Linked DNA regions of Homo sapiens: all the other regions are linked to region 2. Evidence: chromatin contacts called from ENCODE Hi-C or POLR2A ChIA-PET data. All regions are on one chromosome and are shown on one strand. The core of a region is the stretch at or near the end of the contact, and the rest is flanking DNA. Distances in the headings are between cores, read along the strand shown. Region 1 holds the start of TGFBR3 (transforming growth factor beta receptor 3). Region 2 holds the start of GFI1 (growth factor independent 1 transcriptional repressor). Region 3 overlaps TGFBR3 (transforming growth factor beta receptor 3).

The links. Hi-C counts contacts between places; a loop is a spot of excess contacts on that map. ChIA-PET counts read pairs that join two places held with the same protein, here RNA polymerase II (POLR2A). Pooled maps may share reads with other maps.
Region 1: a loop to region 2 is called in a pooled map, with 3 times the contacts of the local background. The contact joins the promoter of TGFBR3 here to the promoter of GFI1 in region 2. A Hi-C loop is called at or near these places in 3 of 37 single-sample maps with no recorded cell type and 8 of 50 pooled maps. POLR2A ChIA-PET finds 5 or more read pairs at or near these places in 1 of 52 experiments (activated T-cell).
Region 3: a loop to region 2 is called in a map of CD8-positive, alpha-beta T cell, with 6 times the contacts of the local background. The contact joins the enhancer-like site here to the promoter of GFI1 in region 2. A Hi-C loop is called at or near these places in 5 of 168 maps with a recorded cell type or tissue (CD4-positive, alpha-beta memory T cell, CD8-positive, alpha-beta T cell and naive thymus-derived CD4-positive, alpha-beta T cell) and 10 of 50 pooled maps. POLR2A ChIA-PET finds 5 or more read pairs at or near these places in 3 of 52 experiments (Panc1, T-cell and activated CD4-positive, alpha-beta T cell).

The regions. Positions count from the first base shown.
Region 1 is chr1:91,884,190-91,888,230 of GRCh38, reverse strand. TGFBR3 (transforming growth factor beta receptor 3) reads left to right here and starts at 2,080. Exons shown (of 17, transcript NM_003243.5): 1 at 2,080-2,353. RefSeq lists silencers at 1,814-1,953, 2,304-2,383, 2,394-2,603 and enhancers at 1,746-2,508, 2,509-3,272.
Region 2 is chr1:92,485,468-92,489,437 of GRCh38, reverse strand. GFI1 (growth factor independent 1 transcriptional repressor) reads left to right here and starts at 2,513. Exons shown (of 7, transcript NM_005263.5): 1 at 2,513-2,712. RefSeq lists enhancers at 2,307-2,356, 3,257-3,406, 3,329-3,929 and silencers at 2,477-2,686, 2,777-2,886, 3,507-3,556, 3,757-3,936.
Region 3 is chr1:91,802,671-91,806,599 of GRCh38, reverse strand. All of the region lies in intron 2 of TGFBR3 (transforming growth factor beta receptor 3), which reads left to right. Among named protein-coding and RNA genes, the nearest start is that of TGFBR3, 82 kb to the left of the region's middle. RefSeq lists an enhancer at 2,565-2,834. Within about 2 kb of position 2,524, at least 16 of the 41 ENCODE cell types and tissues checked have a DNase peak (open chromatin) inside an H3K27ac peak, as active enhancers do; they include CD8-positive, alpha-beta T cell, where a contact is called at or near this core.

The DNA.
Region 1 (4,041 bases), core at 831-3,330, 600 kb after region 2:
GAGACCTCACAATCATGGCAGAAGGTAAGGAGGAGCAAGTCACATATCACGTGGATGGCAGCAGGCAGAGAGAGCTGGTACACGGAGACTCCTGTTTTTAAAGCCATCAGATCTCGTGAGACTTATTCACTATCATGAGAACAGCACAGGAAAAACTCATCCCCAAGATTCAATTACCTCCCATTGGGTTCCTCCTAGGACACATGGGGATTGTGGGACTTACAATTCGAGATGAGATTTGGGTGGGGACACAGCCAAACCATATCAAATACTGTTTAATTTGAGTCTAGGAGAAATCTTAAGGCCTTAAACTTAGACTTTATAAAAGCAGAGGCTAGCTCCATCTGGACTGTTTATTCCTTCAGAATATTATGCCTACTTGTATTCCCAATGCCTGACTCAGGGCTCTCCCATAGTCAGTGCTCAATGAATATTGGTAAGGAAAAAAATGGTTCAGTGAGGAGATTTTTGCAGTAATTCAGGTGACTGATGACATTTGACCTTTGTGAATGAATCTCCAATTCTGCAATTGGGTGGATTCTCTGCCTATAGGTACAAGAGGAAGAGGACGAGAAATATTTCCTGTTCTCTCAATAACTTTCCAAATAACATGTCATAAGAAGCCTCCTCATTCTACTCTCCAACATATTAAAAGCCTAGGATTGAGCCAGGTGCAGCGGCTAACGCCTCTAATCCCAGCACTTTGGGAGGCCAAGGCAGGCGAATCTCTTGAGCTCAGGAGTTTGAGACCAGCCTGGGCAACTAAGTGAGACCCCCGCCCTGCCAACCCCCTCTACAAAAAATACAAAAAGTTAGCTGGGCGTGGTGGCATTTGTCAGTAATCCCAGCTACTCAGGAGGCTGAGGTGGGAGAATCGCTTGAGCCTGAGAAGCGGAGGTTGTAGCGAGCTGAGATTGAGATTGTGCCACTGCACTCCAGCCTGGGCGACAGGGCGAGACTCCATCTCAAAAAAAAAAAAAAAAAAAAAAAAAAAGGCATAGGTCCATAGCCCTTTAGAACTGGAAGAAGCCTTCTAGGCCAAGCCCTTCATTTGAACTGAGCCTTGACGGGTATTAGCCGTTAGCCATTTGTGGAAGGTCGCACAGTAGTCAGGACTGGAAGTCTGGTCTTTGAAACCTGTCAGTCCACGGTCATTTCACCTGCCTGTTTGTAAAACAATGTCCTGTTACTTAAGTATACTTTTTAATAAGAAAAACTGGGTGTAAGCAAGAGTATCAGAGTGGTGTTCTGGTGCCAGCAGTTCAACTTCTGCAGCGTGTACTTCACAGGCACAGGTACTTAGGACGTCGCACAGGCACAGGTACTTAGGACGTTGCCCCGCCGAGACTGTCGTTCATATCGCGCCCACCTCCGGGTAACGCCGGTAATGCTGACCTAGCTCCATTATTTGTATTAATTTATTTAGCTAGCAGGGGGAACGGCTGGGTAATGCAGTCTCAGCTGCTGGAGGGGAAGAGGCAAGACTCCGCCGGCGCCCACCATCAGAGCGTGACAACAAGCGGGACCGGAGGTTGGGAAAAAGCACAGGGACAGAATGAATGTGTGCATGGGGGAGCTCTGCTGGGGAGAGGGCAAGAGGCTGTGATCAGATTATCTGAGGTTTCAGAACTTTTATATAAAGACCAAGGAACCAAATGAAAATCCAACTCTTCCAGGGAGCCCTGGAAAGTTCAAAGGACCTCGTTTGAGGGAGCGAGTCCCCGCAGCTCGTGCCCACGTCTCCCTCGCGCTTCCCCCAGGACAGGGGCCGCCCCAACCCGGGCACGCTGAGCCCGGCCGCGCCCCTAGCCCCTTCTCTCTCGGCCTCCTCGTCCCGAAGGGAAGCACAGGCTCGAGCAGCATTCGGGGCTCATCCATCAGCCGCGGAGGCAAAGGGGGAGGAGAGAGGAGGCGGGAGGCGGGAGGCGGGAGGAGGAGTTTCTGGGCGGCCGAGAGCCCCCGGTGGGGCCGGCGGAGGAGCGCCCTTCCCCCCGCGCGCTGATTGCTGTGGCGTCCTGCCCGTCCCCGCCCGCGTGTGTGCGAGGGAGGGCGAGTGCGCCGGGTCGGCCTGATGGGGGTAATCGAGGGTTTCGGGGACGCCGAGCGGCACTTTCCTCTTCCCAGCGAGTGAAGGAGGGCAGTCGGCGGCTCTCGCGCCCCGGCCACTTTCCCTGCGCGATTCCCGGAGCTCCCTGCAGGAGGTGAGAGTCCCCAGCGGGTCCGGATGGCGTAGTTTTGCCGCGGCGCAGCAGCTGCCGGAGCTCGCCGCCGCCGAGCGCTGGGCGGGGAAACTTGCCGCCGCTTTCCTCCAACTTGCTGCGGGTGGATCTCCGCTGGACACACCGCCTCCGAGGTACGTGCCGGCCCAGCCCCGCGGCGCTGCAGCCCGCCCGGGCTGTGGGCTCTGCAGGCTGCGCGGGTGCCCGTCGGCGCGGCGCGGGCTGCCAGTGCCTACTTACCGGCCAGGGTCGCTCCAGCCGCCAGGACCTCCGGCCTTGGGAGGGAGGCGCTGGTGGGGCGGTGTTTACCCTCCGGGGAGCAGGCACCGGTGGCCAGCGGTGCGTGGGCAGCGGCCGCACGGGGCAGGCAGTGCCCCCGGCGATGCGCAGTGCTGGGGAGGAATTCTCCACGCCCGCCCTCACTCTTCCTCTCCGCGGGTCCTTCTGACCCCTGCGGGGCGCGGCGGCCACTTCCCTCCGGGCGCGTGACAGCTTCGGTGGGAATGGTTTGTTGTGGGTTCGCAGTCAATTGCCGTGGCCCAGGCTGTGGCTCCCGGACTCGTGCACGGACGCGGTTTGCGTTCCCCGCTGGCCGCGCCCTCAGGGTGCCTTGCGGGCTGAGCCGCAAGCTGCAGCTCGGCCCCCCCCCGCCCCGGTTTATTTTGAAGGCTCTCTTCTTGTATTCATTTGGTTAGGACAAACTTGGAAATCTTGGACTGTCGCTAGAAGAATCTGCTTGCAGACTTGATCTTATTAGGGCATTTGCCCCGCTTTGCAGAATCGCATAGTGTCAGGAGCCGACGTGTCAAGCATGAATTACCTTGGCAAAGTAGAACTTAGTGGATTTGGTGTCCTCACGAAAAGCTGGAAGAAGAAAACCGTTCCATTTCCCTAGCTGTGAAGTGAGGATAGTAGTACTTGCCCCGTAAAGTTGCTGTGAGCATCTAATGATTTAATGTGTGTGAGGTGCTACAACAGTGCTTGGCACCGAGTAAGCACCGCACGGAGGTTAGCGCTGCTTGCCGCTAGCCCTGCGGTGGCAGGATAGGAGCGGCGAGGGCAGAGGATAGTAGGAGTGACAGGCTGTGCTGGGGAACCAGGCGTATTCTGAGTTTTATGTCCTTCCGAAGAAGTGAGCGGTTTGGGAGAAGTCTCCACAGGTAGTAAAAACACACGTCAAGACCGTTTCTTCTTCCTGAATGCAGAGTGCAAACAGTTACTTCAGTGTGAACTCAGTTGTTTCTTTTGGATAATAATAACAGCTAACGTTTTCTAAGCCCATACTGTGTGCACTTAATCCTCACAGCATCTCTATGGGAAAAGCACTATTAATAACCCTATTTTACAGATAAGACACTAGAGGTTAAGTTACTTGTCCAAGATCATACATAACTTTCTGTTAGTTCTGACTCCAAAGCTACCTTCCTTCCTCAGCGGAGAGCGGCAAGTGCAGGCCGATTTGTGTGTACATAGATTTGTGTGCATAGTCCATGCATCTTCTCCCATCTTTCAGCTTTCTATTTGAGCTGAACGCATATCTCTTGAAACACACATAAGGTATCTGTGATGAATTTAGGCGATTTTACATACTTATGAGGGTGCCCAATTAAAGTTCCTCTGAAACTGGCCCCAAATAATTATAAATAGAACTCTGACTTGTATTAATTAACATGGAAATTTTTTTTTTTTTTTGGTGACAGAGTCTCGCTCTGTCCCCAGGCTGCAGTGCAGTGGTGCGATCTCGGCTCACTGCAACCTCCACCTCCCGGGTTCAAGAGTTTCTCCTGACTCAGCCTCCAGAGTAGCTGGGACTACAGGCGCG
Region 2 (3,970 bases), core at 1,264-3,763:
CCCTTCCTGGTATCATCATGGTGAGAATCAAATGAGGCAAACATAGAAATGTATTCTGGAAATGGGGGTATTGCCCCTCCCTGGGGTTTCAGGATCACCCACTTTTCCCATGCCGTCCCACAAAGGACAGAGATCATAATTGTAAAGCTTTGTGAAAAAATAAACAAGATACTGGTAATATCCTGTTACAATTTTCTTTTTGAAAATGTCTCAGCCAGGCACAGTGGTTCACGCCTGTAATCCCAGCATTTTGGGAGGCTGAGGCAGGAGGATCATTTGAGGCCAGGAGTTTGAGACCAGCCTAGGCAACATAACGAGACTCCATCTCCACTTTTTTTTTTTTAATGTCTCAAATCTTCTGTTGTAGGGAAATTCTGATCTATGAGAGGCTGCTTGAAATAAATGGGCTACTGGCCAAGGCTTGGAAATGTTTGTGGTATGAGAAGGTCAGTTGTTATTTGGCATCGACAGATACATTATTATTGCTATTTAGAAACAATTAGTTTCTAAATATTTGAAACAATTAGTTTCAAATTATTGAAAAGGCAGTAAATGTAAAATTATTCCTTTGGAAAGACCCTATTTATAGAAAATTGTGCCTCAGGTATACATTTTGCTTACCATTAGATCTATTTCAATTCCAAAGGAATATATGGAGGGAGAGGGAGTATTTGTAGCTTCTAAAAATGTTCATGGAGGGGTGGCTTATTCTCTTTGCCCTTAGTTTAATAGAAGCAAGAGGTAGTTTGGAGTAGCAGGAAGTCAGAGATGGGTTCATTGTATCGTTATTTCTAGTCCTAGCTCTTCACTGTCCTTGGCAAGGTTCTTAACCTCTCTGGGTTCCCCTCTTCTTACCTTTCTCCTATTCTTCCCCAAGTGTGGGAGTCACACTTCAACACTATACACCCGGGAGTGTTGTGTTGTTAAAAAGTATTGTTAAATACTTTTTAAACGTGTTGAATACTTGTTAAATACTTTTTAAATGTGTATTTATTTATTTGAGTTAGTACTACATACACATGGTTCAACATGTAAAAGACATAAAGGGAAATTCAGTGCCATCTCCCTCCCACCTGCTCCTTTCTGCGTGTCCCTGTTCCAGTTCTCAGTTTTCTTTTTCAAACTCAGAAATCCCAAGAGTCTGTGAAGGGCAAATGAAAAGCAAAATGACTAGACTAAATCTGAATGAAAGGGATTTATTCTAAGGTGATACTGCTCACTGCTCAAGGTGCTTATCTGCCCCCTTCATGGGCTCCCTCAAGTTTTCTGAGACTTCAAACAGCAACACTCAACTAAACTATAAAATAGTCACAGCACCTTTTCGAGAAATTTTGACTTTGAACTTGCTAATATGCAAAGGAAATAGTCCAACCATTTCTCTAGAACTTGGTTGATAAGAAATTTTATTTTGTCCCATTTATAATTTTATTCTAAAAATTTGTTTTTTTCTGCTATCGAGTAGGAGAGAAGGGAATAAGGGAAAGATTTGTTTTTGCACTACTGTGAGATTTTTATACCTTAGGCCAGGACAAAGCACACAAGAAATAAAATATTAACAAAATGTCCTTAATTTTCCTTTCTGACCAAAATTGCTTGCCTCTGCATTTATATATAAAGAAGGGATGTGTTGAGCAAATGAAGGAGGACAGCTAGGCAGACAAGATTTGCCCAGCGCCTGGCATACAATAGGGGCACAGGTCATTGCTTAACAAAACGTATAATTTATTAATACATGCTCGAAGCACTGCTATACTAACCAAATATTCCCTGCAAAATTTTAAATTTACAGTGCAAAATAAGAATAATTTAAAAACTGTTTCTAGAAAAAGAGCTTTAAGGGCTTCCCCCCCCATAACAATTTAAGATTAACCTAGAACATGGTAGTTATTTTGCAAGAACTGGGGAGCACCACTCTCTTCTCCTTGTGCATGTCTGACATTGGAGGCCTATTGTGCACGAAGTTGTGATCAAAATCCAAGTCAATTCATTTTGAAAAGTAACATGACTACAACATCCATCCACTCCAATGAGCAAAGGGTGTAGGCTTTGAGTATACACAGCAGGCCACACACTATGGGTCATGGCATACAGTCTAGCGTTGGAGGTTGCTGCATTTGTTCATGTATCTATGAGTTAGGTTTTAAGTTTTTTCCCCCTGTTCTATTAATATAATTAATTAGTTAATTAACCCCACTCATTCATTTACTCAGTCCACAGCCTTTTGTTAAGAGCCCGCCTAGGACATAAAGATGAAGATCCAGTGCCTACCCTCATGAAACATAGAATCCGAGCGAAGAAGGCTTACTTTGCAATAGTCATCCAAGTGGTGCTTTTATGGCGCTTTACTGCTCCCGCCAACACCCAGTGCCTGGGTATGACCTCAGGCGGTGGCAGAGCCCGCGTGCGAGGTCCCGCTCTCCCTGGCTTGCCCCGGCAGGGCGGAGTCAGCCTAGCAGCCGCCGGCGCTGCCCCCGCGCGGCCTTTAATTTTGCAGCTCCGACCACCGGAAATTAGTCGAAGGCTGAGCGGACCCGGTCGAGAGCCGGCGAGCTCCGCGCAGGGAGGGTGCGCCCACCGGTCCCGCCGGGCGCCCGCGGGACGCGCCGCCAGGGCCCTCTCCGCCGGGGGCTCGGCGCTCGCCCACCTCTTCCAAATTTAACCATTACCTAAATCCGAAGGGAAATGAGCAAACCTCTCGGATTGGGTGTCAAGGTATTTTCAGCCTCGTTGGGCGTATTTATCCCCAAGTGTTTCCACAACAAGCTATTTCGGGGCCTGCGGGGCAGGTTTCGCTCTGCGGACGCCGTGGCCACTCGCCGGGCTCCAGGCCGGCGGCACCGCGGGCCGGTGATTCACGGTCCCGACCCGGGGGTGGTGCAGCCCTAGGAGGCGGCGGGGTCGGGGGTGGGGGGGGCGGGTGACCGAGGCCTGAGGGGCGGGGAGGGTCCTCGGAGCGGGGCGCCCCCCACCCCTCTCTCGCCAGTCAATCTGTGTCCTCAATCTGTGGCTTCTCTCGCTGCGGAAGTCTCCCTGGAGCCAAGAATAGTTCATTTTCTTTCAAGTCATTTCTAGTGCCTAAGTGTCCGGACCTCCAATTTCCCCCATCCCCTGCCGACCCACAGGGAGAGAACTGGGAGGACTACTAAGGGGCGCGCGGGACGGGCTGGAAAGGCCAGGCCCCCCACCGCCTGGCCACTTGCGCAAAGGAGCGCGCCCGGCCGCCCGACGGGGGTTGGGAGCAGGTCTGGGAGGGCTATGCGAGCGACTCAGTAACGCTCAGGAAGTGAAGCTTGTGGTTTTGGGGGCTGAGCTCGGAAGGAGAATTTTTTTTTTTTTTAAGTCAGAGAGATAGAGCGGTCTCTCCCGAAAGCAAGATTCCGTTTGAAAACTCTCCTAGCGCGGTGCCCGCGCCGTGACTCCGCAGGTAGGTCCGCCGAGCCTGTTCTGCGCCTCCTGCCCTGGTGGGGGCGGCCGCGGGGACTCGCAGAGCACTGGCACTGCGGGGGCGATCAGAGGGCGCGGGCGGTTTCCCACCTGCTGCGGACCGCCGTGCGGGAGCCCAGAGAGCTCCGGCAGCTGGGTTAGGGCGCGACCCGCGCAGTGTGACTGGAAATCTGGAGCTGGGGGCGCGCAGCAGGCGGTCTGGTGGTTCGGCAGGGGAGCCAAATCCACCAGGGAAGGAAACATCTGGTGGGGAGGCGGCGGCAGCTGCGCTCGGGAGGACGCCCCCTTAGCGCCCTCGGCTCCCTCCTTCCTGGGCCCGGACGGTGAGGAGAGGCCTGAGCGCGCGGAGGGGCCGCCCCACCTCCCGCGCCAGCTGCAGCGCGGGGTTGCCTTCCCACGCGCTCGGCCCAGGCCCCGGGGCCCCTATCTCCTCCAAACTCTGTCGCTCCCCACAGGAACCAGCAAAGCGGGCCGGGGTGCGAGAGAGGCGTGGGCTTACAGCCCGGGTGGGGAGGCGGCCTCCGCG
Region 3 (3,929 bases), core at 1,275-3,774, 680 kb after region 2:
ATGTGGAATAGGTACCAGATGTTTGTGTCAACTTGGTATGCATTGGTATTTAGAATGCTTGAGGATCACATTTATTAAATGTGAAAATTACTTACTATGTCTTCTCCAAAACATTACCCCCCCCGCCAGTATTTTTGTCCATGTTGCATGAGGTGTGATATTAGTAATTTCTTTTGGCACTGATTAAATTTAAAGTCTGTGCAGCAAATGCATCTGTTCCCAAATGCTTTGTCTGCGTTCTGTCGAGTTTTGGAGCTGGCCCACCGCCAGCAGGGATGTGGGGGTTCTGTAACTGAGATTGGAATGCTGTGTTGCAGCTAAAGGACATAATGAAAGGGTGAGTCCATTTGATTTTTTTCTTTAAGTGGAACTGGGAATTTAGACATTGATGTTATAGCGAGATCTTAGGAACGTTTCCCATGTGTCCAGATAAGCAAGCATTAGTGAAAAGGATGGAGGAGGGCATTTGGTAAAATGAGAAACGAGTTTCATTAAGTTCATGAAGTCTTTTAAGTCAACCAAAGGTGATACGTGTGAACCGAGCAGTTTATTTTATTTTAGTAGATATGAATGAATGTTTACATTTGGCCTATGCATCTGTTCACCCAGTCCTGAGGCGAGGAACTGGAAAGTACAAGGCAGAGGCAGGTGGTGCTCTGCCAGGGGAAAAGTCTGGAGCTGGAGTCTCAGAGACCCAGGTTCAAATCCCCTATTGCCACTTCCTGCTGATGTGTTTCTTAGCCTCTCATGAGCTCCAGTTTCCCATCACTCTAAAATGAGGGCATTAACACTGTCTTCACAGTGGTATTGTGAGAATCAGAAACATGTACAAGATGTGTGGCCCCTAGTGGTGTGGTAACCATACATATGAAGAGTTAACCCCCAGCTTCTCACACAAGGCAGCGGCCCAGGGAGCCACCATGTGCTTCACAGTGTGGCCTCAGGTGGCCCAGCTGCTGAGCACCCGAGCGGTGGGGGCCTGCTTTGTGAAGGAGGCTGGTTTGGCAGTGGCCTTGGCAGTGTGGCCGTGGTCTGGGCCACCTGGGGAGTTTCTCACCAGAGTTTATTTGAATTTGTGCTGTCTTCAGGTCAGTAAATATTTTTGTCAGTAGAAGTAGCATCTTGTGGGTGAAGGGGGCTGTGCCTCTGTGCTGGTGGCCGAGGAGAGTGTACCAAACAGAAGAGCAGAGCCTGACTTCAGTTCAAACAAGACACGACACCCGGCAAGATTTTGAGATCAGATTTCTCGAGTAAGCCAGCAGGGGAGGATTAAACTCAGCTCACACTTTGAGTCCAAGGAAAAGTTAGATTTCTTTGGGAGCTACCCTTAAGGAATCTTGTACTCGTCACATACCAGATGCCCAGAATGAACTGAAATATCCAGATTGGGAGGCACCAGTGAGGATTGTCTCTGGAGGTGAATCCATATGGACATTACTGCCAGGAAGCACTTTTCTGAAATACACATTCTACCTCTGTGTGGCTCACAACAGTTTACTTATAGTGGGTTATAGAGTTTCTGTGAGGCTTTGGATGAAGTATCTGCAACATGCCTTTTCATGATAGAGTATGGTGTGAAGTGAGCACGCGTGTGTGCTTATGAGCATTGTTGCTTTCAGGTGTGTTCTTTCGTCATCGTCCACGCCCTGGTTGATCCTTACGTGGTAACACAGCTTTTGCTGTGCTGCTGATAAGGAGCATCATCAGAGCATGTCACTCACTTGGCTCTTGACTGCAGGGAAGAGATTGCGTAGGGAAGACGGGATGTGGGTTTTCAGCCGTGGCCACAGGAGACACTCCCAGCCTTTTGAGGCTGCCGGTGAGGGCCTACAGTAGCAGCTCCAGAGCTCACAGGTCACCACAAAAGTGAGCAGATGAGTCAGATGGGGTTTCGGAGCATGTTTTCCTGGTTTCCAAGCCTTCGTGGCTGGGAGGTGCTATACTCGGGCCCCATGGTGGTCAAGTGAGAATCTGAGCCACTGTGTTAACTCAGGCACTTGTGCTAGAGCCTGTGGGGTGGATCATGCTGTTCCCAGGTGGAAGCCTTCCTGAATGGAGCTGGCCCTGGCATTGTGCAGACAGATTGCGGAAGGAACCACTATGAGGCCAAGGGGGAAGGATGGGAGACAGGTTCATGAGCTGGCTGTGGCAGAGGGAAAGGGACAGGAAGGCTAGGGCCTGACCCAGAAGTGGCAGGATGAGGCTGGGGCTGTGGTGTGCCAACGGAGAGATAGAGGATTGTCCTGCCACCTGGAGAGAGGGGATTGGCCAGAAGAGTGTCCGGGAAGAGAAGACAAAAACAGATTTGTGTTTCCTGCTTTCTGTGACAGTTGAAGGTGGGGAAGCCCCAACTGGGACTTGATTCTTAGCAACCAAAAATGCCACCTCCTTCATTTCATGGTTGGTGTTTTTTTTTTCTGCCCCTTTTAGTATAAGAGTGAGGCTTTGGCTCTCAGGTAAAGAGTGAAAGCAGGAAGTCTGAGACAGACAGTCCCTTATTGGCACAAAGCCCATGCAGCATGCATCACCCCATGGTTCTTCCCCATTTCTCAGCGATAATTGAGTGTCTGTTTTGTGCCAGATACTGTGCTGGGGTGAGGCAGGCAGCAGCAGACAGAGTGGTTGGGTTCTGTTCTTTCGTGGTGTTTGCAGTCTTTGGGAGCATGTAGATGTGAAACCAATAATTGCACAAATAATTATGTACATCTCATCACAGGAAGTGCTGTGGAGAGAAACGGAGAGTACCATGAGAGTATGAAAAAATACAGATCTAACACAGTGAGGGAGGTTTGGGGAGCTTCCTTGAGAGATCAGTAGAATGAGCAGGAGTTTGTCAGGCCATGGTGGTGGGAAGGAACAGAAACGGTGGGGAATGTGTTCCTGGAGGAAACCTTGCTATTCAGAGGCTCCTTTGGGACAAAGGTTGGCACTTCTGATGAAATAAAAGAAGGCAAGTACATTAATTAGGGTAGGTTAAGCTACAAATGTCAGAAAACCCAAAATAACATTGGCTTATATAAAAAAAAGAGTTTACATTTGTTTCCTATTAAAAAAAAAAAAGCAGTTCAGAGCTGATCCCGTGGCTCCATGTTCATCAAGTACCCAGGTGGCTTCTCAGTTGCTGTGCCCTCCTCAGCATGCTGCTTCTGTCTCATGGCCCCAAAGGCTTGCTCTAGTGCTGCCTGTTACATCCACATTCCAACCAGCAGTCAGAAGGAAATGGCAGAAGAACTGACCTCCTTCCCTTCATACAGGAAGCTGCCAGCTGCTAGCGGGATTGGGAAACATAGCTTTCGTTCTGGGTGGCTGTGTGTCCAGCTGGCACTTGAAGAAAGGAGAATGATGGCTATAGGGAGACAGTGAGCACTTCTGTGCTTCACCAGAATGGCCAAAACACGGGAGCAAGTGTCCGAGGAATGAGAGACGGGGCCGTGGCAGGAAGCAGGGCCAGATCTTGGAGGGCCTTGTAAGTCACGTTGAGGTTTTGGGGCTTCATCTGGACAGCAGAGATGGAGTGATAAGTCTTTTAAAGCAGAGAAAAGCAGGATCAGACTTGGGTTTTTCAGATCAGTTTGGCTGCTCTATAGAAGACATTTTGGTGGAGATAAGAATTAAGAGCATCTTGCAGTAATCAGGGAACGAGAGACGATGGTGCCCATGGAGATGGAGAGGAGGGGTCAGAGTTGAGTGGCCAGAGAGAGAATCCATTGGGTGAGGAGAGGGAAGGGGTGATGTTGGGGCACCTCCCCCAGGTTGGTGCCAGGTGTACGTAGGAAGAGGCTGGTGCCATTTACTTAGGGAGGGAATGAAGGAGGAACAACAGGCACGAGGGGTAAAGATCCTGAGTTCTGCATGTTGAGATTGGGTGTCCATGAGACAAAAGTAGATGGTGAAGGAGCTGTTGAATATTCAGGCCTGGAGCTTAGAAA